Linked DNA regions of Homo sapiens: regions 2 and 3 are each linked to region 1. A link is a loop called in an ENCODE intact Hi-C map of the cell type or tissue named here. Cell type or tissue: ascending aorta. All regions are shown on one strand. Links, peaks and the distances in the headings refer to the core of each region. The heading gives the core; the rest is flanking DNA.

Region 1 (4,286 bases), core at 492-2,991:
TTGTGGAAACAGATGTAAGCCAAGCATGACATTTTAATAAGTGTCACCAGCTACCAATTAGAAGCAAATGAGATTACCCATATAGAAAATGTATCCCAAACAAACCTATCCTTTGGTAGAAATGTCACTGTGCCATGAAATTACAGAAGCTTAAACAAGTGATGCTTGTTCAAATGAAATTTACTGACAAATTCCTTCTAAGCAATCTTCTTCCACATTATCAGATTTCTTCAGTTGATGTGTTACATAGGAATTCTCAATCTTGTAGTTCACAGAGAGAATAACTCTTCTCTTTGCTCTTTCTTGGCAAATCACTGATAATATAAAAAAGAATGTTTTAAAACACTGGTTTTGCTTGAGGCAGTAAGCTGCCTCTTTGCCATCACAAGTAAGCAGCTTTCCTAAAAGATATTTTCAAAGAAACTGAACAGTAGAAAGATGAAATAACAACAAAAAAAGGTAAATAACTCCATAAAACCAAAAGAGATTCAGACTAAATTTGGTTTAAATCACATGTAACTATTATCACTTTAAGAAAATAGGAAAAAGTAAAGCATTTTTTGAATACTCTGGGAAAACTGGATAATTATATCTATATTTAGCACTTCATATATCTGGGCATGTAATACAAATCCTGTATATTTCGTGACCACTAAGTTGAGTACACTACATAAAACGTAAAGTTTATTTTCGAGATTCCTAGAAACTTTTGGGAATTAAAAAGGTACCATGATTAAAGGCTTTCTGCATAGATATTTTAAGTGTAAACCTAAGTCTGATGCTCCTAGGATCACAAGTTAGAGCACAAGAGCACACACACACTTGACTCTTATACTGCCTGCAAATACACAATGAAACTAAAGAAGGGTTGTTTTAAAATAAAAGGTAAACTAAGGAAGGATAGTTTTAAAATGAAGTCATCTTTGAAATATTCACCTTTCTTGAAATGACACTTTTCATATGTGATTGTGTTAATGAATTCTTAATTATGCATAGAATCCTTTTAAAAATAGAATTGTCCAATGGTTTGATAAATCAAGTTTGGTCTGAAGGAAATCTAATATGCAAATACTTACAGTGTACTCTTTTACAAACAGTCACCCTTGTCAGTTTGAAAAATTGAAAATCAACGAAAGAACAGTTTAAGTATACTTGACCTCACTGCCTAATGTCTCTCAAGATTGCCATGGCTGGTCGATTTCAAATCTGTGAAACTGACACTTAAAAATGTATAGTGCGTCTTCAGTCCAGGTCCCTCAAGTGCTAACTAAACTGTGGTCACAGCCTCAGATTTTCTTTCCATACAAACTTGTACAGCGCTTACAAAGCTACTTTAATCACATCATCAATCTATGCCTATACTTCCCTTAAAGTAATTCTGCTTCATTTATCTTTTAACCCTACATTATGCAAATAACATCCTTATCAGTCCAATAAAGAAAAGTTATTAATGTTCCTTCTTGTTTATCTTTGTCATACACTGAGAACTGGAATCACATATGAATTTGCACCAATACCTTTTCTCTTTTCTATTTTTCACACTCTATATGGAAAATCATAGTGCCAGAGAAGCCCTAAATAAAATTCTTGAAATAGTCTTCAATCATTGTCTATAACTAGTATCAGAATATGAGTTAATGTATTAAAAAGGAAAAAACAAAAACTTGGGGGAATGCCTACTTGAATTTTTTTTTTTTTTTAATGTCTCTCTAGGAAGGGTTTGCATATGCCATACCAGGATACCTCCTGGATATAAGAACAGTTATACAGGCCCCTAGTGGCTTAGCAAATAGCAGCAGATGAGGGGATTCCAATTCTTAGTTCCAGACTTTGAGATATTCTGGATTTAAATAAGTGTCAATCTTAAAAGGCAAATCAAATCACTGTATTTAATACTTTAAGCAGTTTTACATCTATGGTTATCTACTCTAACGCACATATATTAAAATAAATTGCTGCATTTCATTACTTGAGTAACTGCACAACTGCTCTGGCCCAAGAAGAATCTGTGTTACATAACCTACACAATAAAATGTTTAATTCATCCACCTTTTTACATGTCATGCAAAAATAATACATTACTCAACTATATTAAAATATATTTGAGAGAGACAGTGTTCCTATTTGAATCTTATTCCTATTATATATTACTGAGGGCTATAAGAACAGATGATTTCTATGCAAAGTACTATTTAAAATAAGATACAGATAAAAATTGAATGCCACTTTTACAGGAGTAAAAATCTAAACGTATTTCCCAGTAACAGCCAGTGATACAACTCACATTGGAGTCCATCTATTTTTAAAGATCTACAATTAATAACACCCATTAATCCCCCATCCCCTTGCTGTCCTTCCTTCACAAAAGAAAATTCCAGGCAGGCACATTTACAGCTTTTAGCAATTTTTAACTGGACACAATCTGACAGCTGAATTCATGAAACTGACCAGCTTGTCAATTTCACACTTTGAAAGTACAATAATAGCTGATAGCATGAGGGTGAATTTAAGAAATCTGCCACAGAATTGCTAGCTCCATTGAAAAGCAAAGTACAGTACATAATTATGGAATGTGGGAGGTAGGGAAAATTTTATTGTCCATTTAGGATGTCTGTTTCCATAAGTCAGACACGGAACATTGAAAATGTGTTCTCTTTTTGCTATAGTGTCTGTAGCATAAAGCAGAATATATGTTCAAAGTAAGTAAGATACTAAGCCTTTTACTGGGTATTATTATATTACATATACAACTTAATCTTAAGTTATTATCTCTACAGATCCCTTTACATCAGAATGTTTCAAGTTTTGGTATATCATCCTTGTTTTACTCAAGTTGAGTGGTTGGTGTGTGCACTTTGAAACAGAGAAAAAAATACTGAAAATGGTCAGAAGTATCTATGGTTGAACTAAGTCCCCAGAGATGCGCTACAGGATGGTTAGAAAAGAATACACCAAAGGATAAAGTCCACATTTGTAGCTCAGTAAATTTAACAGCAAACCTATTTCAAGTCATAAGCAGTTACTAGCCTCTGAGAGGTTCAAACTGTGTGAGCTACACTCTGTTAAGTCACTGGCACTGTGTCTTTGCACATGTAAATATATATATATAACTTTAAGAGGAAATACAAGGAGAACGAGCCCTCAGGAATCTTCCTAGATACTTAAGGTGCAAACTGTAGATGAGGCTGGGGGATTACTCTGAGAATTTTAGAAAACGGAGGAGACATTTGGCAAGTAGCGTACTGGGAGGCGAACTGGAAACAATAAAAGTGGATTGTGATAGTCCTGGTTTTGGAGAATGGAACTACTATCTGGAATCCTGGAACACCAAATTAATGAAAGCCAAGCTCACACTTGGTGTTCAAGATTTTTTTAAGCATAAGACTTAAAAACTGACTTCACTTGCTAGTGCTTTTAAATGAAAATCAACGTCCAGAGAAGCAATGCAAGTTTTCTACACACCCACATAAAAGCTACAATAAATCTATGGGAAAGCAAATAATCTTTGGTTTGTTCGTGGCTTTCTTTTTAAATTGTTTCTTACAACTTTGACTCTTCATTATAAAAGATGCGTTCCCTTCCCTACGGAATGAATGTGTGTGTTAAGTACACCAGATTCCCGCAGCTGAACTACGAGCTTTGATTCTGCCACGGGAAGGTCTCCCAAACAATCCCCCTCCTCTATGGCAGCTGCGTAGACTTTGATTCCTGCTATTTCTCCTTCTCCCCACTAGTTCAGAGGAAAGAAAGAAAAAGAAATCGCCCCCTCACCGTAGTCAGCCCTCCTTAAAACAGTAATCCCTGCCTTTAAAAAAGGCGGTGGCAGGATCCCTGGGTAAGGGTGGATTGCCCCACCGCTCCACCATTTGCCCCCAATACTACGCCCACCCTAGGAGGAGAGAGCGGGGGTCGCACAAATACACATACCCGGACACCCCCATTCTCTAGAGTCGCCTCTCTCCCGGGTCTGAGGTTTCAGGCGAGAAGTGAACCCAGCAGGAGAGGACCTCTGCCCGAGGAGGTCCAGAGGAGCAAACTGTGCGCTCCGGTGCCCGGGCGCCGGGCTCGCGGAAACGCGAGCGTGTCGCTCTGGCTCGGGAGGCGCCGGCAGCCGGAGCCGGGCGCAGGGCGATTCCGGAGCAGCAAGAGGGGAAGACACCGCGGGGCGGACGGGGTCAGTTCCAGGGACTCACCTGGTCATGTTGGCCCCGGGCAGCCGCCGCCACCGCCTCCCGCGCCGCCGCCAACACTTTCCTCCAGCGCCTTCGCGCCCCGCCACGGCCGCG
Region 2 (5,222 bases), core at 1,294-3,793, 120 kb before region 1:
TCTGCTGAGGGATATTATCACAATTTTCCAACCTAGGTTTGAACCAAGGCTTATAAGAGCCCTCCTCCTTAATGCAACATCACACCCAGTACTTTGCTATGACATTCTATACAGCAGATTATAACCCTGACTCTCAGGCTTTTTGGAGTTAATCATTTCAAAAGAGAGTGAGTTGGACACATTAAATTAACATGGCAAACTAGAGTGGTTTCTTTCCATTCCCATCCCCATATGGTCTTCTTTTTCAAAGGAGGACAAACATTTGAAAAAATTATTTCAGAGTTCTAAAATGACTCTGACAAGCTACTATTAATAACTCTTGATCCTTTGGATCAATACGAAACACAGTTAGGTAAAAGGGAAAACAAAGAAGGCTAGATGTGCTAATGAAGGCATAAGAAAACAAATCAGTGACCCAGGCAATAAAAGCCTGAAAAATATTATCTTTATATATGATAGTGAATAAATCAAATTTTTCTGTAGTGTTACTTATAACTTTATTTTTATTTCAGTGTTTGAAGAAAAGGTAATGACAGTATTTGATAAGTTATAATCTGGATCCTATTTTACCAATTGTTTTTAAACATTTTTAGTGACTAAAATGATATCTCCGACTCTACCATGTGCTTTCACAAACCACAGGTATCTTCTGGTAGATTGCAAATGGATGTCCCTTCTTCTTTTAAAATGTACCTTAAAAGATATGGTTAAATTTTCCTCTTTCGTCAATAACTTTCAGAATACACATGCTATTCAAGAGTGCCAAATGAATCTGTGAAAAGGAAAATATACTACATGGAGGCTGATTAGACAAGGACAAAGCTAATCAAAATTGATTTGGCCAAGTTGAAGCCTGCTTCCTCTTTTTAGCTATAATGGGAGGAGTGAGAGGGAGTAGATTCTTTTTCAAGGGACATCTTAAGGTTGAAAGCTGGTATCACAAAACATACAGCATGATAAATATCTTAACTAAAAATTGCTAACAAGGGCCTTTGTGATTTCTTTTGTAAGACTACACAGCATAAGAAGTGTGATGAAGAAGAACGAGAGGAAGATGGAGGAGAAAACCAGTAAGATGACGGTTATCTGCAGAAAAGATTGTTTTTTCAAACACAATTTTAAAAGTCTTCCTTTCTAAACTCCACATCTGTCTGCCACTTTTCACCAGAGAATTAAGCAAAGGCATCACTCCTCAGTAGAAGAACATTTTTAGTTATCTGGAAATATAACTTCATGGACGTACAATAATTATATCTAGTAACTTTAAGAAAAACTCTAGCTGTGATCTGACATTAAACTGGGCTCCCAGGGTCTAAATGGGCTTTTGCCAAAAATTAACAATGGTGAAACAACTTACTTTTGCACTCTAGCCAAACAAAAATAATAAAACCATAGTCTCAATTTCTCTTTAATAAACTAAATTTAGATTACACCTTTAAAATAAGCTTTGACATAAATGGCTTTAAAATAACAAGAACATCTAACATTTGGGTCTTTTCCCAGTTAATTATTTGCTGGCATTAGACTCGAAATTCCTTGGCTTCACCTTAAGTTGACACTCCCAAGTGCTAATTAGGAAACTATATACATTATTAACCAGAGAATGTTGTGCTTAAAACATGCATATTACATATGTATCTTCTTATTAATGTTATTCCTTTCACTTCTCAAAATACCTCTTTAGAAAATAGAGCTCCTATTTCCATGAAGCAATTGGTGGCTCGTGAGGGAATTCCTGTCAAAATGCAATTAATAGAAAGGGGCCAAGATGACACAGGATACTTGTCTTGGAAACATCCTTAACATGAGTCAAATTTAATCTCACTGAAATAGTGGAGAGAAATGTTAATGACTGCAGATGTCACACATTTTACTCATACTAGGTGATTCCCAAAGAAAATGGCTAACTCATGTATGAACTAAACCACTACCAAGGAACCACACATGTCAGGGAGTACAAGGCCGAGACATGCCTTTCTCCAATACTATCTCTTCCAAAAAGCCACAGGACAGATGGGAAAATAAATGCAGGTAAACAAGGTAGACCTAATGATTTCCTAATTAGGAAGATGTGATCTTCTCATTAATTGTCAAGTTAATGGACCACAATAGCAGTTTCATAAATTGAGTCCAGTAATCCAAGCTTTGGTGTCTCTAGTCCACAGAATTCTCCTCATACTTCCAGACCCTTCATCCAGCCACAAAGTTGTCAGTTCTGCTTGATTTGTTTCAATACTGTACTCGACGACAGCTGTCGGAAACAGTACATTAGAACAGCTGCTATGACAGCTACAAGGGGCTTGGAAGTTTAATTAGGCTCATTGTGACATTGTGCATTTTTCTAAACACGGAATGATCCACAAAAATAAAGAAATTTTGAGTGGGTCTGAACAATGTTTACTTATTGGCACCACCAACTGGTTAACCTCAGTTTGAGTTATATCCTTGGTCTCATAATATCTTTGCTACCAGGCTGATAAGAGGTATAAAAAAATAAATAAACAGGAGGAGCAGTTAGATGCACAAGAAAAGGGGCATTAAAACGGAGAGGAAATGGTGAGGAAGTCACGTCAATAATCTCTTTCAAAGGCTGGCTGGTAGCCAAGGAGGATCCCGCAGTGTCTCAGGATTTACTTCCAAAGGAAATGTATTCAGAGGCCCTGAGCCTGGTGCCAACTGCAAACAAAACCACTCATTATGGTCACAGCCCCCTAGAGAAGGGGAGAATGGCTTACTCTCAGCATCCGTGCGGAGGAAGAAAGTGAGGAGCAGCAGCAGCAGCCTGGCTACGTGCACCATCCTGCAGCTTGGCAGCAGCGTGCGCGAGCAGCTTGGAATCACTGCCTCCGGAGCCGCAGCGAGTCTGTCCGATCTGAAATTTCAGCTGGAACACTTTCAGAGCCTGAAAGCGGGGAGGAAGAGAAAAGAAAAGGAAGAAAACACAAAAGTGCTTAGATTTCTTACTCTTTCCCCCCTGGTTCCATCACAATCACCATGACAGACACAATCCATTGTAAATACACAATAAATTGTAACTGTCATACTTTGTTTGTATTAGGAAGGAAATAACTTGGTTTGTAAAATGTAGGAGTCTTAGACTATCCGGGTTTGTGTTACGTGGGAGCTCTCGCATTCCCAATTTTAGGCTCTCCTAAAGCCAACCACCTTGACTTTCATTCTTTGCTTATGCCACCTTTTGGGCAAAGACCTAAAAAAGGAACTGTCACTTCTTATGAAACATTACGTAAATACATCAGTGCAAAGAAGCACACCAGTGCTATGAGAAAGATTTAAGAGAAGTTCCTCCATGCAGGATAAAAGTCTATTACTGACACAATAATGGAAGCTGCTTTTTTGGCATCAGTTGAAATGACAGGGCTAATTCAACTTCTCCAGGTAAATAGCAGAGGTTAGAATTTTTTACACTAGCATATTTGGCTTCTTCCCTGAAGACACATCAATGTTCAAGTCTAGTTTGGCATCAATAAGTCAAAACAATAGTTAGCATGAGCCTCTTTCATTTAACAGGATTTTTATATGCCTCCTGGGCAAGGGTTTAATTTCCTCAGTCTTCTCTGTAAAATCAAAAAGCCACAAACTATTTTTAGAGCACCTACTGTGTGCAAGGCATCAAGAGTGACAGCACAAGGTGTCTCAAGGCAGAAAGATGAGTCAGGTTCTATTATTTTTGTTTCCAGATTAGTAGGGAAAATAAAGCAGGTACACCAGATGATTAGTACAATTTAATAAGTGATTAGCGCCAGGAAGGAAAACCAGATAATGCTATAAAAGATAGGATCAAGACTGACATCATGGAAATAGTGTCTCAAACTAGGCCTTGAAGTTTAACCAGGATTTTAACAAGATGACGAAAAGGCATTCCAGGAATTCTATGCAAAGGCAGGGCAGTGGGAAAGGAACTTTGGAAAACCTGAGTTTCCTGGTTTGGTTGGAATAGGGCCTCCCAAAGGTCAGCATGCACGGGGCCCCCTGGAAGCCTTCTTAGAACAGATGCGTGAGTACTACCATCAGAGTTCGTGGGTCAGTAGGTCTGTGGTGGGGATCCAATAATTCAATAATTTGGTTTTTTTTTGTTTTTTTTTTTCTGTTTTTTTTTTTGAGACAGTCTCACTCTGTCACCCAGGCTGTAGTGCAGTGGTACAATCACGGCTCACTGCAAACGCTGCTTCCCAGGTTCAAGTGGTTCTCCTGTCTCAGCCACCCAAGTAGCTGAGATTACAGGTGCCCACCACCATGCCTGGGTAATTTTTGTACTTTTAGTAGAGGCAAGGTTTCACCATGTTAACCAAGCTGGTCTCAAACTCCTGGCATCAAGTGATCTGCCTGCCTCAGCCTCCCAAAGTGCTAGGATTACAGGGATGAGCCACCACTCTTGGCCTACCAAAGTGCTAGGATTACAGGACTGGGTCACATATTTGCATAAATTTGCATTTCTACATGTTCCTGGGTGATGCTGATGCTGCCAGTCCAGAGACCACACTTTGAGAACCTTCTGGTTGAAGTCATGGGAAACCATCTTCTATTAGGAAAACCAGAAGATGAAGCAAAAGAAAATGGTTCAGAGTCAGGCGCAGTGGCTTACGCCTGTAATTCCACCACTTTCGGAAGCCGAGGCAGGAGGATCACTTGAGGCCAGGAGTTCAAGACCAGCCTGGCCAACATGGTGAAACTCCGTCTCTACTAAAAACACAAAAAAATTAGCCAGGCGTGGTGGTGCATACCTGTAATCCCAGCTACTCGGGACGCTGAGGCAGGAGAATCACTTGAACCCAGGAGACAGAGGTTTTGGTGAGCCAAGGTCCTGCCACTGCACTCCAGTCTGGGTGACAAGTGAGACTTCGTCTCAAAAAAAAAAAAAAAAAAGAAGATTCAGACTTTAAAAAAAAATAGGTCACAGAGAGCCTTGGATGGCGATCTAAGTCAAATGGCCTTTATTCAGCAAACTACAAAAAGAGCCATTTAATGTTTTAGAGCAGAGGAACCATGGAACCAGGCTTTGGAAAGATTAACTGACAACTGGATCAGGGATGATTTAGAGAATGCTATTAGGCCACAGCAAGAGTTTCAGGTGAGAAGTGACACAGGACTTAAGAGTAATGGTGGTACTGGTGGGAATTAGGAAGGGAGGCAATGACTGGCTCCAAGCAATCATTTGAAGTATAATTCTTCACGTGTTAAATAATTGTACCTATAGAACCCTC
Region 3 (5,222 bases), core at 1,636-4,135, 140 kb before region 1:
GCAGTAGGTGTAGAATATATAGAAGCTGCATAAAATTAAAAAATATATATGCTCAGAGAGGTTAACAAACTTGACCAAGACCACTTATCCAGTAAATAGCAAAATACAGGATTTGAACTCAGATCATTTTATTTAAAAACCAATGCTCTTCCCACCACACCATATTTCTTCTAACTAAAGTTATAAAACACATACGGACCTACAAAAATGCAACAGTCAGGCCAACGATCTACCACAGTCATTCCTCAGGGCCTCTTAACAGAGAAAAATATAAATTGATATTCCTAATTAGTGTCACCTCAATAATCAAGCAGCAATCATGTTTCATTTGATCTCTTTAATATTGAGACAGGCAAAGTACATTCTAGAGACAATTACAACAAAATAGATAAGTTTAAAGTTTAGCACCAAATGTTTAGCCTTCAGACAATTCAAAAGTCATTTTCACAGAAATAGTACACAGACATTACAGTATGAGTAAATTCCTGCTTCTACTTAGCTGCTCACTTGGGCAATGCCCTTTGGAGCACTGGCCCTTGAAATGCTAATTCACTGGCTGAACTACTGTTCACCTGCTCTTTAGCCTTAACAGGTCTGTGGCTTCACATTGGGTAGCCACAGCAGTCCCTAAGAGAAAAAAGGAGCTCCAGCAACCAAGCTATTTAATTGCGAAAACCGCAATTACCTTTGCACCAACCTAATAACCTAATAACTTGACTCCAGAGGATGGATGAAACCAGGAGAAGAGAGGGGGAGCCTCTCTCCCCACCCTTGGGCTAGGAGACACCTAAGGTCTGTAAACCTGGCATTGTTAGAACCTACAAGGAGAACCAAAGGATTTAAATGAATAATTCATCATCCCAAATTCACATTCACTAGAAGTATCTATGTAATTGTGGTTAAAGTACTTCAAATGTGTCCTTCTGCTTCATATTTTAGTGTAAGATACTAGGTAATAGAATCCATTCTCTAATTCACTTTACACAAACAGAATCAGCCCAAATGTTTGCTGCCAATTCTTACATTTCCTATTGTTAAGCACAGAAATAGCTGGAAACTGCTGGTATTGAGAAATTTTATTCATTTCAGTTCTACAAATTTCTAGAGGCCCTACACAGAGATTGAAAGCCTATAGTCGCAGACGAGATCCATCCCAAAGATGTACTTCCTTTAGCCTCAATATTATTGTAAAACCTAGGGGATGGTTCACATATAAACCTAGACTTTAAGCTGCACTAGGAAAATCAAAGGATCCGGAGCATGCACTCCCAAATAGGAAGAAGAGAATGGGTGGTGGCTTCCCTCATGAGATACAACACAAACTTTCGAAACAGTTGAACTGGCCTACCTCAATAATGAATGTTACTCTCCTGGTCACTGGCTGTATGGAAGGCCCAGTATTGGAATGTAGGGGGTTGGGGGTGAGGCAGAATCTGAGATGAATAAATAAACTTGTATGAGAATTGAAAATTTTAGGCTGGGCACTCTGGGAGGCTAAGGGGAGCAAATAGCTTAAGCCCAAGAGTTCAAGACCAGCCTAGACAACGTGGCAAAACCCCTTGTCTACAAAATAATACAAAAAATTAACCAGGCATGGTGGCATGTGCCTGTAATCCCAGCTACTGGGGAGGCTGATGTCCTTGAGCCCAGAAGGCAGGGGTTGCACCTGTACCCCATCCTGGGTGACAGAGTGTGTCACTGTCTCAAAAAAGAATTAAAGAAAGAAAAGTTAGACAAATACATCTAAAAGTAACATATGAAAACTATGATACCTCTAGGAGAGACACAAAAACCGTATCAATGTGCATTAGGTGTGTTGGGGGGAGAAGCAGGGATGGAAGAGAAATACACAAAGTGTATCCTCCCCAACCTACGTCTCATCCTCTCTGGCTGTCCCTTCTATGACTCATCAAGCACTTATAAAGTCAACTCATCATGACATCCTGCAAATTCCACCTCTTGAATAAGTTTTGTATAGGGTCCTTTGGTATCCCATATTCAAAAATACAGTTCAGATCCTCAAGACCCTCATTCTATTTGACTTCACAGCAGTCTCCTAACTGGTCTTCCACCCTCCAACGCATCCTCCACATAGCTGCCAGTGACCTATTGAAAATTCAAGTCAGGCCACAACACTTCCCAGTTTAAAACTTTCACTGGGTTCCCTAGTAATTTGTAATACTCAGCCTCACTTGAGAATAAACTGAGGGGCATTTTTTAAATTAGCTATGCTTGATCCTCACCTTCACATGTTTTTATTAAATTAGTTGGTGTGGGGCCTACATGTCTACATTCTATTCCAAGTGATTCTGATGTTTTATCAAGTTGAGAATCACCGTTTTACCGGACAAGTTCCAAGATCATTAGCTTTGCCTTAATGCCCTCCACAATTTCTCTGTCTCCGGCACACCTATGAACATTCCCTGTAAATTCCAATAAGGAACCCGCTCCTGGTAGCATCCTGTGCATATATCTACCTCCTGCCCTGAATTCCCTTTATTATAATTATCTTTACCACTAGTCTGACAGCAGTGACTTGGGTCTATCTTCCTTGTAACTCAAATGCCTGCAACATAGTGAGCACTAAATAAGAGTGGATGAAGACAGCAGAAAAAGATGGACCTGGAAGAGGAGGTGAGACCTGAAAGGCAAAGCTGTGAAGTAAGAAAGGGAGAAGGGGAGAATGCTTGTAAAGCTGGAAAATCAGAAAGCACTTTTTGGGCTAGCAAAATGTTGGTGATCATAATTTGTCAAAGCTTTCTTCAGGCTAGAAAAAGCAATCTAGTGGCCTGAGTAAATACACCAAAGGGATTTAAGCCAATTATTCCCTGCCCAGTAGGGGTGTCAGATTCATTTGTTAAACTACAAGCTCTCTAGAGAAACTAGATCTCAGAACGCAAGTAACTGTTTTATTATAATTATCATAATACCCCTCGTTTCCCTCTCACTCCAAATCACAACAATTGAAATGAAAAAGAAGTATGTGTTGTTCAGTTGCTAAATAGTCTTTTTATAACCTTTTCTGATGTAGTTTGGATTATTTCAGAAATAGTAGTTCTCCACAGTGGTTTCTGCTGCTTACATCAAATGAGTCATGCTGTGGGGCTCTCACTCTTTCCCCTGAGAGTTTACACCATAGTTGAATAGACTTAACTATTAGTCATTTTCCTTCATATTAAGCCAAGAGTTTTGTTTAATCTAATTAGTCCGCCTTCTCTATACAATTCTAAACAACCTCAGTCCTTACAAGAATATAGGTATGCCCTTCCTACATCTGCAGAAACGTGTGCCTCCTATTTACTGCCAGGACAAGCTGACCATAGTTCGTTCTTAAATTTTCCCACGTGAGCCAGGGATTCCAATTCTGAACCTTCTCATTCCCACCTCCCACAAAAGCGTTTCAGTTTGCTGGCACGATGGAGCGTAGTGTTATTTCCGAGCGTTTGCTGCTGGATCAATGGTGTTTTCTCATTAGTTTTATTTTGCTTTTGATTTATAAGCACCAAAATGGTACAGAGTATATCTACACCAGAAGCATCTATAATGTGATCAAATTCACCATGACTTTTGTGCTTTTATTTGCCTTTATGAAACCAATCTCAGGCTTCGAGACCCATGATTACAAACTGTTTCTTCACAGACCCCTTACAACTTTCCAAGCAAATGTAATACTTTCCAGCACTTTTTTCCTCTTTTTTAAGATGTTCATAGCTCCAAATGTCAGGCACACCGTGCAATGAAAACTATCCCTCAGCTGATAAATTATTCATTTTTCAGGAGTTTGCAATTTGAAATGGCACTAACAGCTGAATACCTGAAGCACCCCCAAAAGACATGAAGAGCAATAACATGCAAAGCTTTTTCTGCATACATTTTAAAGGTTAAGCGCCATTAGACATCTATGTTTATCAAGAGATGTGCTCCTTGAACATATTTCTTCTAATTAATCTGCTCCCAATAAACATTACTAACAAAGCAAAGTGATAAAGGAGGCTAATCAAACTAATCTCTTCCCTTTAACTAACTTCATCAGGTTAAACAAGGTCCTTTGCTGATATTCTCCACTTTCTCCTGTCTGATGAGGAGTTGCAGGTGAGTAAGGTCAAAAGCAGGAGTGATCAAACTAGGACTCTTGAACAATCTGGCCCACTGCACGTATTTTTAAATAAAGTTTTATTGGAATACTGTTTTACCCATTTATTTTGTATTGGCTGTGGCTACTTTCTTGTTACAGTGGCAGAGTTGAATAGCTGTGATAGAGACCCACAAAGCCAACAATATTTACCATATAGCTCTTTACAGAAAACATTTGCTGACCTCTGGTCAAAAGGCATGCAAAATGTATAAGGCTTTTAAAATGTTAGCGCCAAGTAGGGCTTTAGCTAATGTATATCAATGTGTTCATTTACTCTAAAAAAAAGAAAAAGAAAAAAAAAAAACCTTGCATTTAAAAGTGTGTTATCTAGAATACCATCTGTGTTACAGTTCCAGAGGAAACTGCAGGTCTAAGATTGTTCCTCAAGCTGGTAGATGCTTCATTTTGATAACAGTAATCACCATGTGTTTCAGCTATTTATTGCTGTGTTAAAAACCCCTTCAAAAATGGCTTAAGGCAAAGATTTCTTTGCACATGATTCTTCCCTCCAGGCCTCAGCTAGAAGATTTTAAACTCCACCTCCCATGTGGTCACTCATATGGCTTATAGTCATGAAGAAGAGGCTGGACTCTGGCTGGAATGCCAAGATGGCTTGGCTCTTATATCTAGCTCCTCACCTGGGACAGCTGCAACAGGTGTGGGCTGGCTGAGTATTTCTCCCTCTCTGTGGGGTCCCTTCAGCAGGGCAGTTGAGCATCTTGCTATGATGACTCAATATGTCAGAGAGTGAAAGTAGAAGCTTCCAGGCTGCTGAAGGGCCAGGCCCAGAGCTGGTGTACTACCACTTCTGCACCCTCCTATTACTGATCAAAGCCAGTCAGGGGACTAACCCACATTCAAGGAGTGGGGAAACGGACTGCACCTTGATGAGAGGAACTGTAAAATATTTTGGCCATGATTTCCAATTTACCACACCATGATGATGAGTAAAAAGTGACAACATGATCACAATGACAAAATCTTGAAAGCAGACCTTACTGCTGACAATTTATAATCAAATTGACAAATAAGAACAAGAAAGCCTAATAAAAGAATGGAAATCATTTTATAGTGAAACACTAGTCAC

What was found. A loop is a pair of places that touch in the nucleus more often than their neighbours do. Peaks named below come from ENCODE experiments on the same cell type or tissue, not always from the same donor. Only the 100,000 strongest peaks of a DNase experiment are listed, where the experiment ranks them.
Region 2: a loop joins it to region 1, with 2.9 times the contacts of the local background. A loop is called at or near these places in 2 of 110 quality-filtered maps.
Region 3: it touches region 1 in a loop (2.5-fold over the local background); 3 of 110 quality-filtered maps call a loop at or near these places.

Annotation. Positions count from the first base shown.
Region 1 is chr9:8,853,445-8,857,730 of GRCh38, forward strand. All of the region lies in intron 11 of PTPRD (protein tyrosine phosphatase receptor type D), which reads right to left. Among named protein-coding and RNA genes, the nearest start is that of PTPRD-AS1, 2.4 kb to the right of the region's middle. In ascending aorta, for the core only: a CTCF peak has its summit at 1,794; no DNase peak of the experiment used is centred there; H3K4me3 peaks cover 1,955 bases.
Region 2 is chr9:8,731,045-8,736,266 of GRCh38, forward strand. It overlaps PTPRD (protein tyrosine phosphatase receptor type D), which reads right to left. Exons shown (of 46, transcript NM_002839.4): 12 at 2,736-2,902. The coding sequence starts at 2,799. Among named protein-coding and RNA genes, the nearest start is that of PTPRD-AS1, 120 kb to the right of the region's middle. In ascending aorta, for the core only: no CTCF peak of the experiment used is centred there; a DNase peak (open chromatin) is centred at 2,763; H3K4me3 peaks cover 1,073 bases; H3K27ac peaks cover 432 bases.
Region 3 is chr9:8,715,436-8,720,657 of GRCh38, forward strand. All of the region lies in intron 12 of PTPRD (protein tyrosine phosphatase receptor type D), which reads right to left. Among named protein-coding and RNA genes, the nearest start is that of PTPRD-AS1, 140 kb to the right of the region's middle. In ascending aorta, for the core only: no CTCF peak of the experiment used is centred there; a DNase peak (open chromatin) is centred at 3,100; H3K4me3 peaks cover 1,078 bases; H3K27ac peaks cover 2,002 bases.